2 separate regions of the Homo sapiens genome follow, and region 2 is linked to region 1. Evidence: chromatin contacts called from ENCODE Hi-C or POLR2A ChIA-PET data. All regions are on one chromosome and are shown on one strand. The core of a region is the stretch at or near the end of the contact, and the rest is flanking DNA. Distances in the headings are between cores, read along the strand shown.

The links. A loop is a pair of places that touch in the nucleus more often than their neighbours do. ChIA-PET counts read pairs that join two places held with the same protein, here RNA polymerase II (POLR2A). Pooled maps may share reads with other maps.
Region 2: a loop to region 1 is called in a map with no recorded cell type, with 4 times the contacts of the local background. The contact joins the enhancer-like site here to the promoter of BCL2 in region 1. A Hi-C loop is called at or near these places in 20 of 37 single-sample maps with no recorded cell type and 12 of 50 pooled maps. POLR2A ChIA-PET finds 5 or more read pairs at or near these places in 7 of 52 experiments (GM12878, MCF 10A, activated B cell and 3 more).

Annotation. Positions count from the first base shown.
Region 1 is chr18:63,317,987-63,324,803 of GRCh38, reverse strand. It overlaps BCL2 (BCL2 apoptosis regulator), which reads left to right and starts at 5,035. Exons shown (of 3, transcript NM_000633.3): 1 at 5,035-5,630; 2 at 5,852-6,722. The coding sequence starts at 6,138. RefSeq lists an enhancer at 3,178-3,267 and silencers at 4,159-4,228, 4,259-4,468, 4,629-4,818, 6,174-6,413.
Region 2 is chr18:63,097,449-63,105,227 of GRCh38, reverse strand. No RefSeq gene overlaps it. Among named protein-coding and RNA genes, the nearest start is that of BCL2, 220 kb to the left of the region's middle. RefSeq lists enhancers at 6,151-6,210, 6,241-6,310, 6,341-6,470. Within about 2 kb of position 6,492, at least 5 of the 41 ENCODE cell types and tissues checked have a DNase peak (open chromatin) inside an H3K27ac peak, as active enhancers do; they include GM12878, where a contact is called at or near this core.

The DNA.
Region 1 (6,817 bases), core at 3,786-6,285:
TCCTGGTTATGACAAGAATGACTTTCAGGCACAGAGTGGATGACTTGGATGTGATCACTTAAGGCAGAAGACAGGCTCTGAAGCAAAAGTGATTGGGAAAAAAAAAAAGCATGACTGGGGCTTATATAATGCTTGCTGGCAATGTATGCAAACCATTTGAAAGAGCATGGCACTACCTACCACACAAATTTATAATGTATAAGATTCTTGAAATTGGAAACTGGCATTTTGGATTGCTAATCTAAGCCTATGAGAAGTTATTATTATTATTATTATTATTATTATTATTATTATTTTTGTGAGACAGAGTCTTGCTCTGTTTCCAGGCTGGAGTGCAGTGGCGCGATCTTGGCTCCCTGCAACCTCTGACTTCCTGGTTCAAGTGATTCTCCTGCCTAGCCTCTCGAGTAGCTGGGATTACAGGCACTTGCCACCATGCCCAGCTAATTTTTGTAGTTTTAGTAAAGACAGGGTTTCACCATGTTGGCCAGGATGGTCTCGATCTCCTGACCTCGTGATCCATCCACCTCGGCCTCCCAAAGTGCTGGGATTACAGGCATGAGCCACTGCACCCGGCTGAGAAGTTATTTTTTAAGCAGTTTTCTTTCTTTCTTTCTTTCTTTCTTTTTTTTGAGATGGAGTCTCACTCTCTCACCCATGCTGGAGTGCAGTGGCATGATCTTGGCTCACTGCAATCTCTGCCTCCCGGGTTCAAGCAATTCTCCTGTTTCAGCCTCCTGAGTAGCTGGGACTACAGGTCCCCGCCACCACGCCTGGCTAATTTTTGTATTTTTAGTAGAGACGGGGTTCCACCATATTGGTCAGCCTGGTCTTGAATTCCTGACCTCAGGTGATCTGCCCACCTCTGCCTCCCAAAGTGCTGGGATTACAGCCGTGAGCCACTGCGCTCGGCCTCATTTTTCTTTTATGCAAACTATATGGACTACTTGTTTTTATTCTCTCTAGTCAGCTCATTTTATTTATGGATTAATTTCCATTTCAGGTTGGGGCCATGGTTTACTCTTCCATCTGACCTATTAGTTATCAATATCCTCAGTTAATAGTCTCATTCTACCCACATTTTCAATAAAAAGTTTACTAGCTGGGAAGATTTGATACACACACATGATTTTTTTTTTCTTTTCTTTTCTTTTTTTTTTTGAGACAGGGTATCAGTCTGTCACCCAGGCTGCAGTGCAGTGGTGTGATCACAGCTCACTACAGCCTCCACCTCCTGGGCTCAAGTGATCGTCCTATCTCAGCCTTCAGAGTAGATGGGACTACAGGCACACACCACCATGCCCCGCTAATTTTTGTATTTTTTGTGGAGATAGAGTTTTGTCATGTTGTGCAGGCTGGTCTCAAACTCTTGGCCTCAAGCAATACACCCACCGCAGCCTCCCAAAGTGCTGAGATTACAGGCATGAGCAACCACACCTGGCCGATACATACCTATATTAAACATTAGTATGTTCATGTTAGAATAATGTACCTTTTGAATTTCATAAACTTGGAGAATATTTATATTGATGATGGATGAAAGAACTTTCTTGGATGGATGAAGAGAGTAACGCTGTGAAACAACCAGCAGGTGGCGAAAACTGGCAATCAAAAGCTTTTTGTTTGGTGGCCTGGGGAATGAAGACGGAAAGAAAACACAGGCCATTCAGACTCTTGATACAATCTCCATTCCCTGCATCTTGTTTTTTTTCTCTTCCTGGTGCCACGCTACTTGTAGAATCCAACCAGGTAAAGCTGCCAAAAGGGTCATCCATTGGCTCTTACAAGTAGAAAACATCTTGGAAAGTGAAAAGTCCACTGTGCATATGTTTGTAAGGTTGTTGGAAGGTCTCAGGCATAGATCTAGGATTCAAATCCAGTTACTCCTGCCTCAGGCTGGTGTTCCCTCCCCCACCTCAGCATTGCCCAAAGACGAGTAGTCAATGTCACATACTTCCTGGGAATACTTGCCCTTATGCTTTAAAATGGAATCTAATAAACATGGAATCTGAACGCAGGAATGGTTTCACTCTTTCATTTGAAAGAGTATCTAGAACATTCCCAGGGAAAATATAACCCCTAGCCAAAGACTGCAATACAGACCTGTCTCAAGACTGATTATAGCCAAGATGCCACATAAGGAATCAGTCTGGGAAAATCCATAGAGTGAGGCTCTGTGGGAGCAAAGGAAGACGAAAATCAGTCAGCTTTTCTTTCTCTGGAAGTAGGGGATCCGTTTCCTTCTGGCTGCCCCCTTTGCAGAAGTACAGTTTCTTTTGCAGGTTTGTCCTATCATTTCCTCACTCATATGCTGAGTATTAGGAGCTTGAAGCCTTTCAATTCCTCTTAGGTAATTTTGGGGCTTTAAAATACGCTTTCAAGATTTCTAAACCATACTGTTGTGCAATTGGTATGAATTTATGTGAGAACATTTATTCTAGGTCAATCTATACCCAGTGTCTATCCAGACCAAAACACCTCCCACGCGCATAAAAGGGACTCTGTCCCAACCATCAGAAGGGCAAGAAGGAGGATCTCCTTTCATCCCCTCTTGCCTGGATAAGAAATTTGTACCCAGGCCCCCATTCCTATGTGAGAGAAGTTGGCTTGTTGGGCTGATGGGATACAATAAATGAAGAAATAAAATAAAAACACCCAAGAGAGATGGCAGTGCGTATAGTCCCAGCTATTCATGAGGCTGAGGTGGGAGAATCCTTCGAGCCCAGAAGTTCGAGTCCAGCCTGGGCAACATAGCAAAAGCCATCTCTTAAAAAAAAAAAAAAAAGGCCAACTAAGTAAAAATTAAAAAAATCATAATTTGGTGTGCTTTTCTGGCTTTTTAAAGAATGTTTTGATTTTAGAGTAGGAATGAGACAAAATAAAGATGTCAGGCAGGGCACAGTGGCTCATGTCTGTAATCCCAGCACTTTGGGAGGCTGAGGCAGGCGGATAACGAGGTCAGGAGTTCGAGACCAGCCTGGCCAGTATGGCGAAACCCCGTCTCTACTAAAAATACAAAAATTAGCAGAGCGTAGTGGCGTGCACGTGTAATCCCAGCTACTCAGGAGGCTGAGGCAGAATTGCTTGAGCCTGGGAGGCAGAGGTTGCAGTGAGCTGAGATCGCACCACTGCACACCAGCCTCCAAGATACAACAGAGCAAGACTCTGTCTCAAAAAAAAAAAAAAAGTCATAGCATATTTGTACACATTGTAGTACTCATTTGTCATCTTTCTTGACCCCAATAATCCAGTGTCCCTATATATTTGCACTCGAGCCCTATTAAGTAAGCCGCTGTGCTTCTAGAAGACCTTTTTCTTTTCTTGGTGCTTTGTCAAAGACTCTTGGAGATAAAAATACACACGTGCAACTTGTTTGTCCTCTTGTCCTTTTTTGCTAGGGGCTATTCATGCTGATTAATTTAAAACTGTCTGCTTGCGCGTACACACGTCTGCGAGTGTGAATGTGTATGTGTGTATCTATGTACCTCATTTGAGAAAGTGCGGCCAACTAGGATTGGCTACGAGGCAAAGGTGGAGACCTTTAGGAGCCCACCCACCCCAGCGTTAGGACGGTGGGCCTGAAAGTTACTATATGGAAGTCCTCATCGTGTAGCACTAAACCAGTGTAAAAGGTGTTAGGGACAGAGGGAAAACATTGACTTAAACTGTCGTAAAGCCCTTGATAAACCCCTTCCCTGGAGCGCTGAGTTCTGCATGGCCTGGGCCACGGACTAGGTGTTCAGGTGGACACGGGCGGGGATGCGCGTGCGTGTGTAGTGCGCGGACACCTAGGAAGCTACTTGAAAGTAAACACCACGCTCGGGGCGTCCCTAGACATTGCTTAAAACGTGCAGAGTCACCTGTCTTCACAGCAGGGCAGCGCTGAGGTCCCACTGCTGGGGGCGGTGGGGGGCGGCATTGGCCTGGGTCTTCCCCCGGCGGCCGAGCGCCGGTAACACAACGTGTGTGTGTGTAGGCGCGTGTACACACTCTCATACACGGCTAGAAAGGGTCCAGGCGACACACACACTCCCACATACACGGCTAGAAAAGGTCCAGGCGAGACACACACACACACACACACACACACACACACTCCACACACACTCACACGGCCAGAAAGGGTCCAGGCGGTTCCCGGCGCTTTTCCAGCCCTTGTTTTCATGGCGCACCCTCCCGCCAGCCGCCCCCCTCCGCACTCCGTCGTCCGCCCGGCCCGGCCGCGTGCGGTTCCCCGGGAGCCCCCACCCCGTCGCGGACCCCAGCGACCACCAAGTCCGCACGCGGCCTGCCGCAGGCCTGAGCAGAAGGCCCCGCGCACACCCACCGCGCCGCGGCCGCGCGGGAGGCCTGTGCCGCCCGCGCCACCCACTGGCCGGGCCCCGCGGGCGCAGCGGAGCGGGCGGGTGGCCGGCCCGGACGCGCCCTCCCCGGCCGCGGCCCCGCGCGCCATGTGCCCCCGGCGGGACGCGCCACTCCCGGGCCTGCCGCGGCGCCTTTAACCCGGGCCAGGGAGCGGGGCGGAGGGGGCGGTCGGGTGGCTCAGAGGAGGGCTCTTTCTTTCTTCTTTTTTTGAATGAACCGTGTGACGTTACGCACAGGAAACCGGTCGGGCTGTGCAGAGAATGAAGTAAGAGGACAGGCACCACAGCCCCGCTCCCGCCCCCTTCCTCCCGCGCCCGCCCCTCCGCGCCGCCTGCCCGCCCGCCCGCCGCGCTCCCGCCCGCCGCTCTCCGTGGCCCCGCCGCGCTGCCGCCGCCGCCGCTGCCAGCGAAGGTGCCGGGGCTCCGGGCCCTCCCTGCCGGCGGCCGTCAGCGCTCGGAGCGGGCTGCGCGGCGGGAGCTCCGGGAGGCGGCCGTAGCCAGCGCCGCCGCGCAGGACCAGGAGGAGGAGAAAGGGTGCGCAGCCCGGAGGCGGGGTGCGCCGGTGGGGTGCAGCGGAAGAGGGGGTCCAGGGGGGAGAACTTCGTAGCAGTCATCCTTTTTAGGAAAAGAGGGAAAAAATAAAACCCTCCCCCACCACCTCCTTCTCCCCACCCCTCGCCGCACCACACACAGCGCGGGCTTCTAGCGCTCGGCACCGGCGGGCCAGGCGCGTCCTGCCTTCATTTATCCAGCAGCTTTTCGGAAAATGCATTTGCTGTTCGGAGTTTAATCAGAAGAGGATTCCTGCCTCCGTCCCCGGCTCCTTCATCGTCCCCTCTCCCCTGTCTCTCTCCTGGGGAGGCGTGAAGCGGTCCCGTGGATAGAGATTCATGCCTGTGCCCGCGCGTGTGTGCGCGCGTGTAAATTGCCGAGAAGGGGAAAACATCACAGGACTTCTGCGAATACCGGACTGAAAATTGTAATTCATCTGCCGCCGCCGCTGCCTTTTTTTTTTCTCGAGCTCTTGAGATCTCCGGTTGGGATTCCTGCGGATTGACATTTCTGTGAAGCAGAAGTCTGGGAATCGATCTGGAAATCCTCCTAATTTTTACTCCCTCTCCCCGCGACTCCTGATTCATTGGGAAGTTTCAAATCAGCTATAACTGGAGAGTGCTGAAGATTGATGGGATCGTTGCCTTATGCATTTGTTTTGGTTTTACAAAAAGGAAACTTGACAGAGGATCATGCTGTACTTAAAAAATACAAGTAAGTTCTCTGCACAGGAAATTGGTTTAATGTAACTTTCAATGGAAACCTTTGAGATTTTTTACTTAAAGTGCATTCGAGTAAATTTAATTTCCAGGCAGCTTAATACATTCTTTTTAGCCGTGTTACTTGTAGTGTGTATGCCCTGCTTTCACTCAGTGTGTACAGGGAAACGCACCTGATTTTTTACTTATTAGTTTGTTTTTTCTTTAACCTTTCAGCATCACAGAGGAAGTAGACTGATATTAACAATACTTACTAATAATAACGTGCCTCATGAAATAAAGATCCGAAAGGAATTGGAATAAAAATTTCCTGCATCTCATGCCAAGGGGGAAACACCAGAATCAAGTGTTCCGCGTGATTGAAGACACCCCCTCGTCCAAGAATGCAAAGCACATCCAATAAAATAGCTGGATTATAACTCCTCTTCTTTCTCTGGGGGCCGTGGGGTGGGAGCTGGGGCGAGAGGTGCCGTTGGCCCCCGTTGCTTTTCCTCTGGGAAGGATGGCGCACGCTGGGAGAACAGGGTACGATAACCGGGAGATAGTGATGAAGTACATCCATTATAAGCTGTCGCAGAGGGGCTACGAGTGGGATGCGGGAGATGTGGGCGCCGCGCCCCCGGGGGCCGCCCCCGCACCGGGCATCTTCTCCTCCCAGCCCGGGCACACGCCCCATCCAGCCGCATCCCGGGACCCGGTCGCCAGGACCTCGCCGCTGCAGACCCCGGCTGCCCCCGGCGCCGCCGCGGGGCCTGCGCTCAGCCCGGTGCCACCTGTGGTCCACCTGACCCTCCGCCAGGCCGGCGACGACTTCTCCCGCCGCTACCGCCGCGACTTCGCCGAGATGTCCAGCCAGCTGCACCTGACGCCCTTCACCGCGCGGGGACGCTTTGCCACGGTGGTGGAGGAGCTCTTCAGGGACGGGGTGAACTGGGGGAGGATTGTGGCCTTCTTTGAGTTCGGTGGGGTCATGTGTGTGGAGAGCGTCAACCGGGAGATGTCGCCCCTGGTGGACAACATCGCCCTGTGGATGACTGAGTACCTGAACCGGCACCTGCACACCTGGATCCAGGATAACGGAGGCTGGGTAGGTGCACTTGGTGATGTGAGTCTGGGCTGAGGCCACAGGTCCGAGATGCGGGGGTTGGAGTGCGGGTGGGCTCCTGGGGCAATGGGAGGCTG
Region 2 (7,779 bases), core at 5,243-7,742, 220 kb after region 1:
TGGAGGCCAACATGAATTTGAGTCCCATTGCTTTTCCTTCTGGACCGCATGACTCAAGCCTCTCTGAACCTTGGTTTTATCATCTGCAAAATGAACATAATGAGACCTGACTCAGGGCTGTGGTAAGCATGAGGCGAGCTAACACATGTCACTGCGGGGCCGGGCACATGGGAAGCTCAACAAGTGGTCATCCCTCTCATTCAGAGCCAAACATCCCCAGCAAACCCCGCTTCAGATACACTCACACTCATACCAGCTTCGAGGATTTCTTCCCCTCCTTCCCCCTACGTAGGCCTTACTCATCCTCTGGGGCCCCCTCGTTCCCACCGCCCCCATGAATCCTTCCCCGAAAATCCCGGCGCAGAGATCCCCTAGCCTGCACTTCTCCTGCAGGCATGGGTTTGGTTTTCCTCTGTTTCCACATGTTCCATAACGTTTTCCACCTGGTCCCCAATAGGACTGCAAAGTCTTGAGTGCAGGAGTCTCATCCCCTCACTCTGCGTGGTCCCATAGACCTGTGCTCTATACAGATGAGACGAGGCCTGCTTGTATATTCACATTAGGATGAACCTGGAGTCTTTTCCTCTTGGCTCCTTCAAAACCTTTTTCGTTCTCAATTTGCTATAACCTTTGAAACCTCGCCGTGTGGCATATTATAGAGAAGAGAGAAAAACTCAAAGGTGTGCTCTTTTTTTAAAAAAAATCCCAAATACCAGAAGGAAAATCCACACGTTGATTTCGGGGTTCATCATCAACACGCACTTGGTGAGCACTTTCTCTGGGACTTTGGGAAAAACCTGTTCTGGAAGGGCCCTTAGCTGTAGGAGCCAGGTACAGGGGACTGAAATAAGTACCCAGCCTGCTCCCCGACAGCTGCGGAGAGGAGAGAGCAGCAGGAGAGGCGCATGGAGAGAAAACGGCCAGGGGAAAGTTTCCAGAAACCCCACCCCAGGGGACACTGGGGTTTCCGGAAAGCAAGGAGTGACCCCCGCATTCCACCTACTTCCCCCCTACTAAAGGCTTCCGCAACTCCAGGGAGTCCTCCCCTTTTGAAGCTGAGCCTCGGCATCCTCGCCTACCTCCCTCCACCCTGCAGCAGAGAGGGCTGCCCCCAGCTGAGGATGGGGCACAGCAGCCAGAGGCTTCCCCGGTCTTCATGTCGGAAATCCTGTCTTTTCCAGCACATGCACACGCCACATACACCCCCGCCACACACACACACACACACACACACACACACACACATACATCCCCACACACAACTCCACACACCACACACACACCCACCCCATACCACATCACACCACACACACATCACACCACAGCACAACACACCATACACACACATACCACACCACACCCACCACACACAAAATCACACCACACCACACACCATACACACACAACACACTATACACACACACTCCACACCACACACACAACATACCATACCCCACACACCATACACACATCACATGCACACACCACACACACACAGACCAAATCACAAAGCACCACACACAACACCACACACATGTGACACCACACCACGCGTATCACACACACCACGCCACCACACACACAGACCACACCACAAAACACCACACCACACCCATACACACCCCCACACACACACAACACACAGAGCAAACCACAACAAACCACAAACACCACAATGTGCCACAACACAACACACCACATATCACACTACACCACACCACACCCATATTATACACCACACCACACCCATATTATACACCACACCACACTATACACACACATGCACACACCACACACACACCAAACCACACATCACACCACATGCACAACACACATCACACCACACACACACCACACCACACATCACACCACAAACCACACTACACACCTGCACACACACCACACATCACACCACACCACACATCACACACACACCACACATCACAGCATACACACACACCACACACATATCATACCACACACATCACATGTCTCCCACCAAGTTTCCATTTCAATCTGTGACATCATCCTCCTTTCAACCTCTTGTCCTAGTGTGGACAACTTCACATTGGAATGCCGAATAAAGAAGGGTGTGAATTCCTATCGGTCCATCAGCGCCTCTTCATTATGGCTGAGCTAATTTGCAAGGAGAGGATTCCCTGCCTCCACCTCCACATCCCAGGAGGAGCTTCTTACTCAGCAGGTGTTCATCTACTCGCTCACAGCAAGTGACAAGAGGCTGTGGATTCCCAGGCAGGCCCAGTTGGGAAAGCTCCCACCAGTGACCTGGGACCGTCAGAGCCATGATGGGGGATGGAGAAGCAGACCAGGAAAAATATTTCTTTTCTTTTTCTTTTTCTTTTTTTTTCTTTTTTGGAGACAGAGTCTTGCTCTGTCGCCCAGTCTGGAGTGCAGTGGCACCATCTCAGCTCATTGCAACCTCCGCATCCTGGGTTCAAGCAATTCTCGTGCCTCAACCTCCTGAGTAGCTGGGATTACAGGCGTTCGTCACCACTCCTGGCTAATTTTTGTATTTTTAATAGAGACGGGGTTTCATCGAACTCCTGACCTCAAGTGATCCGCCGGCCTCAGCCTCCCAAAGTGCTGGGATTACAGGCGTGAGCCACCGTGCCTGGCCTGTGTTTTCTTATTCTTCCTTTTTGAGACGGAGTCTCGCTCTGTCACCCAGGCTGGAGTGCAGAGGTGCGATCTCGGCTCACTCCAAGCTCCGCCTCCCGGGTTCAGGCCGTTCTCCCGCCTCAACCTCCTGAGTAGCTGGGACTACAGGCGCCCGCCACCACGCCCGGCTGATTTTTTTGTATTTTTAGTAGAGACGGGGTTTCACCATGTTAGCCAGGATGGTCTCTATCTCCTTCTTAACCAGCTCCAGGGTGAAGAGTACGTTTCCAGGAATCTCATTTCATTACCAGTGAACTCTGTTGTGATCAACATTCACTCTCTTAACTTTTTGTTCACTTTAATTCTTAGAATCAGGCGTGGTAGGCAAACAGCTGACACTCATTTTCTCTGTCAAAAAGGCAGTTTCGAATTATTGGTGAGCAACTGGTGGTCGCATAGGAGAGGGGAGAAGGGGAGAGTCCGGGGAGTGATCGATTGGGGGACGGGGATTAGGCATGCATAGCAGAGCCAGGGAGGTCACGTTGGGGACCCGCCATCCTTGACCACATCTGTTTAAATTCAGCCAGGGTAAAACATTAGCGCACAGGAAGGCGGCTTCACGGGGAGGGAAAAGAGGGTGAGCTCCGCCTCCCTACACCCTAGGGCTGGAGGCTCAGCTCAGAACAGGAATCAGATGGTCCAGGTAGAGAGGCTATAGCCACGGCGAAGACCCAAAGCCAGGCCATTCCGGACGCTGGTTAGCTCCTGGGGGCGGGCCCAGGAGGGACTGGGAGGTGGGATGAGACCCTCCACCACTCTAGGAGAATGTGGGCTCGGAGCTAAGCTCACACACGCACGCGCTCCACAGAGGCTCTGTTTACAGCATTATGTAGTTGCACAGCCTTTATTCAGGTTGGAGCTTTAACACCTTGAATGTGCAACAGAATCGGTCAAATCCCGTTTTGTTAGGGACATGGTGTTTTGCGGAGCCTCCTTCGTGGTGTCTGAGAGAGCAGTGGCAGATAGCCAGGGGCTCAGGCCCCAGGACCCCACTTGCCCTGCTGGGAGTGAGCCCAGTCATGAAGTCCTTGGCCTCCCAGAGCCTGTGTCTGCACTCAACAGCTGAGCCTGGAGGAGCAGAGAGCCAGAAGCGTCAGGTCCTCCGAACTGGATATTCCCCTCCACTCAGTGCCCCCAAGCTCAGAGCTTGGAGAGAGCCACACATCGGCTGCCTGTGCTGCTGGTCCCCTGGTTCAGGAGGGTCGGGTCCGCTGTGCCCAGGAGCTGCAGCCTCAGGTGCAGCACCCCATGGCTCTGGAGATGGCACCTGTGCAAACCGTGGGTGGCCCTCCCTCTTTTCTCTCCTGCCTTCTTTTTCTTGGCCATTTGAGGGTCACTTTTCTCTCCTATTCTTTTTCTCTGGTCTTGAACCTGAGGCCTATCAATCCACTTACAGGCTTGGCTTAAGCTACCTTGGAATTTTAAAAGAAAATTGTTGCCACCTGCCCTGGATGGTCCTGATGTTGCCTTGAGATCTACAGTGTCTCAAGTGTGGGTAAGACGAAAGTGCCAGAGGCTCGTATGCCACCTGAGGCCTCATGCTGAATTCGCTTACAGTCAGTTACAAATGCTTTTTAGATCTTCAATGCTTCTGTGAAGCCTCATATTTGCTGTTCAGACAGACACTATAATGGAGATGGAATAAATGGACAGCAACTACACAGGACGGTGTGGGCAGATGGTGTTGGAGCGAGGGGTGCAGGTGGAGCCCACAGGAGAGGAAGGCTGATTGATCTTCTATGGGGAGAGCTTCATAGCACGGGGGTGGGGGCACCTGACTGGCAAGCTGTTTGGTGTGAGTTTGGGGATGCAGCTGTCAGGGAGAACATCCCTTCTTGAATGAGCAGAAGACTTCATGAATCCGCTGAACATGCTGCAGCACTAAATTCACTGTTTGCCACATGGCCAAGCTCATCTGCTCATCACAGTGGAGCTGGTGGCCTTGGCGTTATGGGCTCCCAACCCTGGCCAATGACATACGACAGCCCTGGGCACATCTTGAACCATGAAAGGAAGGCACAGGCCAGATGCCAGATACGAGGCTGATGCTTAAATGAGTGAAAGAAAAAATCACCCATCATCCTCCCCCCACCCCACCCCCAAAAAGCCAAAACCTAATTCAGACCAACCTGAAAACTAAAAATAAGAGATGGAGAGGAGGTGGAGAAGACAGCCATCCAGGAAATTCGTTTCTGACCATAGGGACTGAAAAAGACTTGCCTCTGCCCTCAGTTGGCAGAGTGGTTTGTTGTGCAACCTGTGAGACTCTGCCCAGTACCTCTTATCTGGGCTGTCAGTTAAACTGACACGGCTGACTCTCCCCACAACGGAGCTGTAATTAGCTCAGATGCCGGGCTGGGACAGGCCTGGGATGGGGCACTTCCAGGTGCTGGTGATAGACAGGGGCCCACTCCAGCAGTAGTTCTGTTGGCGCTGTGCTCCTTCCCCACCCAGGCTAAGGGTTTGCGCTGCTCCTCTGGAGGCCATGGGACTGGCTGTGCACCTGCAGGCCCATGGTGCAGAGCTACAGGGCACCACAAGCTGTCCACATGCCCACGTTAGAGTTTCACTCAGCCCTTGGCCTCCCAGGGAGAATCAGAGCTGAGTTAATAAGTGAAGCATTTACAGGCCACCTCATACTCTTGAAAGATAAGGAGAGCCCTCAACCTTGTGATAGATAAGCATTGTTCAAGAGCAGAAGTCTCCAGGGAAGACGTCTTGGAAAATCCATGTTTTCTATGGTCAGGGCTACCTTAGCCTCCCAGACCCTCCCAGAAGGAAGTAGAGATAGAGGGCCATGTGTCTGCTGGCCTGGTCTGCCCACTGCACATCGTGGGGCTGTGGGTGATACACTCGGGACACGCTGCACAGCCCGGTCCTGAGCCCTTCCCTGGACTCTGACGGCCCAGGTCTGGCTCTGCCCACAGCCCTGCTTTAGGCCGTGGCTCTTGCATACTTTGGCCTCCTGTGAACATTTAAAAGATGGTGGTGTCTGCCCTCATGCATCTAAATAATAAAAACGTTTCCAAACCACAAGTTTTAAAATCCCACAAAGCTCTGATTTTCTCATGATGACTGGCTGCTGCTGCTGCTTCCGACTTTCCTTCTGCCCTCCTTCACCTCCTCTTTTTCTTCTTCAAGTGTCGAATTCTTTCAAATGTTTGTTTTATTTCATAACCCTGCTTGCTGATGCCCTGAGCGTGGGCTTGCTCTGTTGTTTGGTAGCCCAGTGCGGGCCGTAACCTTGCTCTTAGCAAACAGCTTCCAGCTGGGAGATGTGCCCCTTGGTCACCAGGACCAAACCCAGTTACTAGTTCTGTTGATGCCAACAAGTCTTTCAATTACAGCGATGGGTACAACTGGTCTGCTTAGAATGAACTTGAGCCTGGAGCCCAGAGACCCAGGTGCCAGTCCAGGCTCTGCCTGCAACTGACCAGCCCTCTCTGGACTCAGTTTCCTCATCTGTAAAGTTACTAGAAGGCCACCGTGGTCGTTTCCAGCTTCTGCAGGCCACACCCTTGCTGTCATGGGATTCAGGCCAGGCCTGGACAGCCTGAGACACCTCTGTCCTTACTGCTTCTGGCTTAGTCCTCATCCCAGAGAAGGCTGTGGGTCAAGACAGTGCCAGGAGGTTGGGCAGCCGTCCACTCCCAAACCCAACCAGGGATTGGGATCAAGCAGGGAGCGGGGTACACTCAATGCCCACACCTGATGTGCTAACCACTGGGTGAATTATTTTCACTTCTGTGAACAAGGCCTCTGCTATCGCTTCACCAAGAAGCCGGCCACATCTGAAAACCACCGGTGTTGCGAGTTGTCTTATGGAAAGTGGAAACAGGCAGGATGTGGTTTGAACTGACAAAACACCAAGGCAGCCCATTCCTCAGGAGGGGCTTTAAACAATGGCATGGAGAATGGGGGAGGAGATCATGTCTTCTGACTTGGAGCCAACTGGCCATTAAGGCTGGGCCGGCAAACGAGCTACTTAGGACCAAGATGGTAAAACAACAACAACAACAACAAAACACACGCACAACAACCGAGAAACAAAAACAAATCAACAGTAGTATTCCTCCTTTCAGTAGTAAAACTCTGCATCTATACAGCAACTCCCACACTGAAGATGCTTTCACACTCACTAGGTGCTTGCTCTTGATGACCTGCAGAGACAGGCGGAGCTGTGTTAATATTCCTGTTTTGGGGATAAGAATCCTGAAATAGGATGACGGCTGTGAAGACAGGAAGTGTCAAAGTGGTCCCAAAAGCCAGGACTCCTGAAGCCTGACCCCAATTCAGCATCTAGTTCTCCTGGCCCTGTGTAAACACAGCCCCATTCGAGAAAGGCAGCACTTCCTGTGACACCACAGCACACACCCCCGCCTTGGGTTGGGGGTGCATCCCCCCAAATGGATGCTGCGTGAAGGCAGAGGGCTTGAGGGCTTTACCACATACTCCCTGTGCCTCACACCTCGCTGCCCATTGAGACACTCCACAAAGTCTGATAAATGAACAATTAATTATAAATAATGAAAACACCGAGAGGCCACTCATCTCCAAAGATTTAGGTACAGAATTTGCCCAGCTGTGATAGGATCTTATGCGGAAAAGGTTTCTGTCTTGCCTCCTAAGCCAGTTGGATGAAAAGTCTTTTCCTTGGCTTTCCTGGAAAGGAGAAACATTAATGTGAAAAGACAGGAGTGAAATGAGTTCCTGGAAATTGACAGTGGTCCATTTCTCTGCACCTTAGAATTTGCTGCGCTTGACTCCCTTACGTGCTGGTACCACTCCTGTGAGATAACAGTTTCCCTGTGTTCCATCTGCAAGGACCTTCCTTGGTGTGTTGGTTGACATTTGATGGCTTTGCTGAGAGGTATTGTTTTGAAGAAGGTAACAATCCTAGCGCTCTTGTTGACTGGCTGGCTTAGCCACATTTGGGGTGGTTGTTCTTCTGAATGACTGTGGGGTAAGGGACACAGTGTCTCAGAGTCTCAGTTTCCTCATGTCTAAAATCGGGGCGATGATAAAAGTGTCCATAGCGTGGGTTAGGGTTAGGTCGTAAGGATGGAGTGACGTCATGGCGGGGCCGCTGGGAACAGTGCC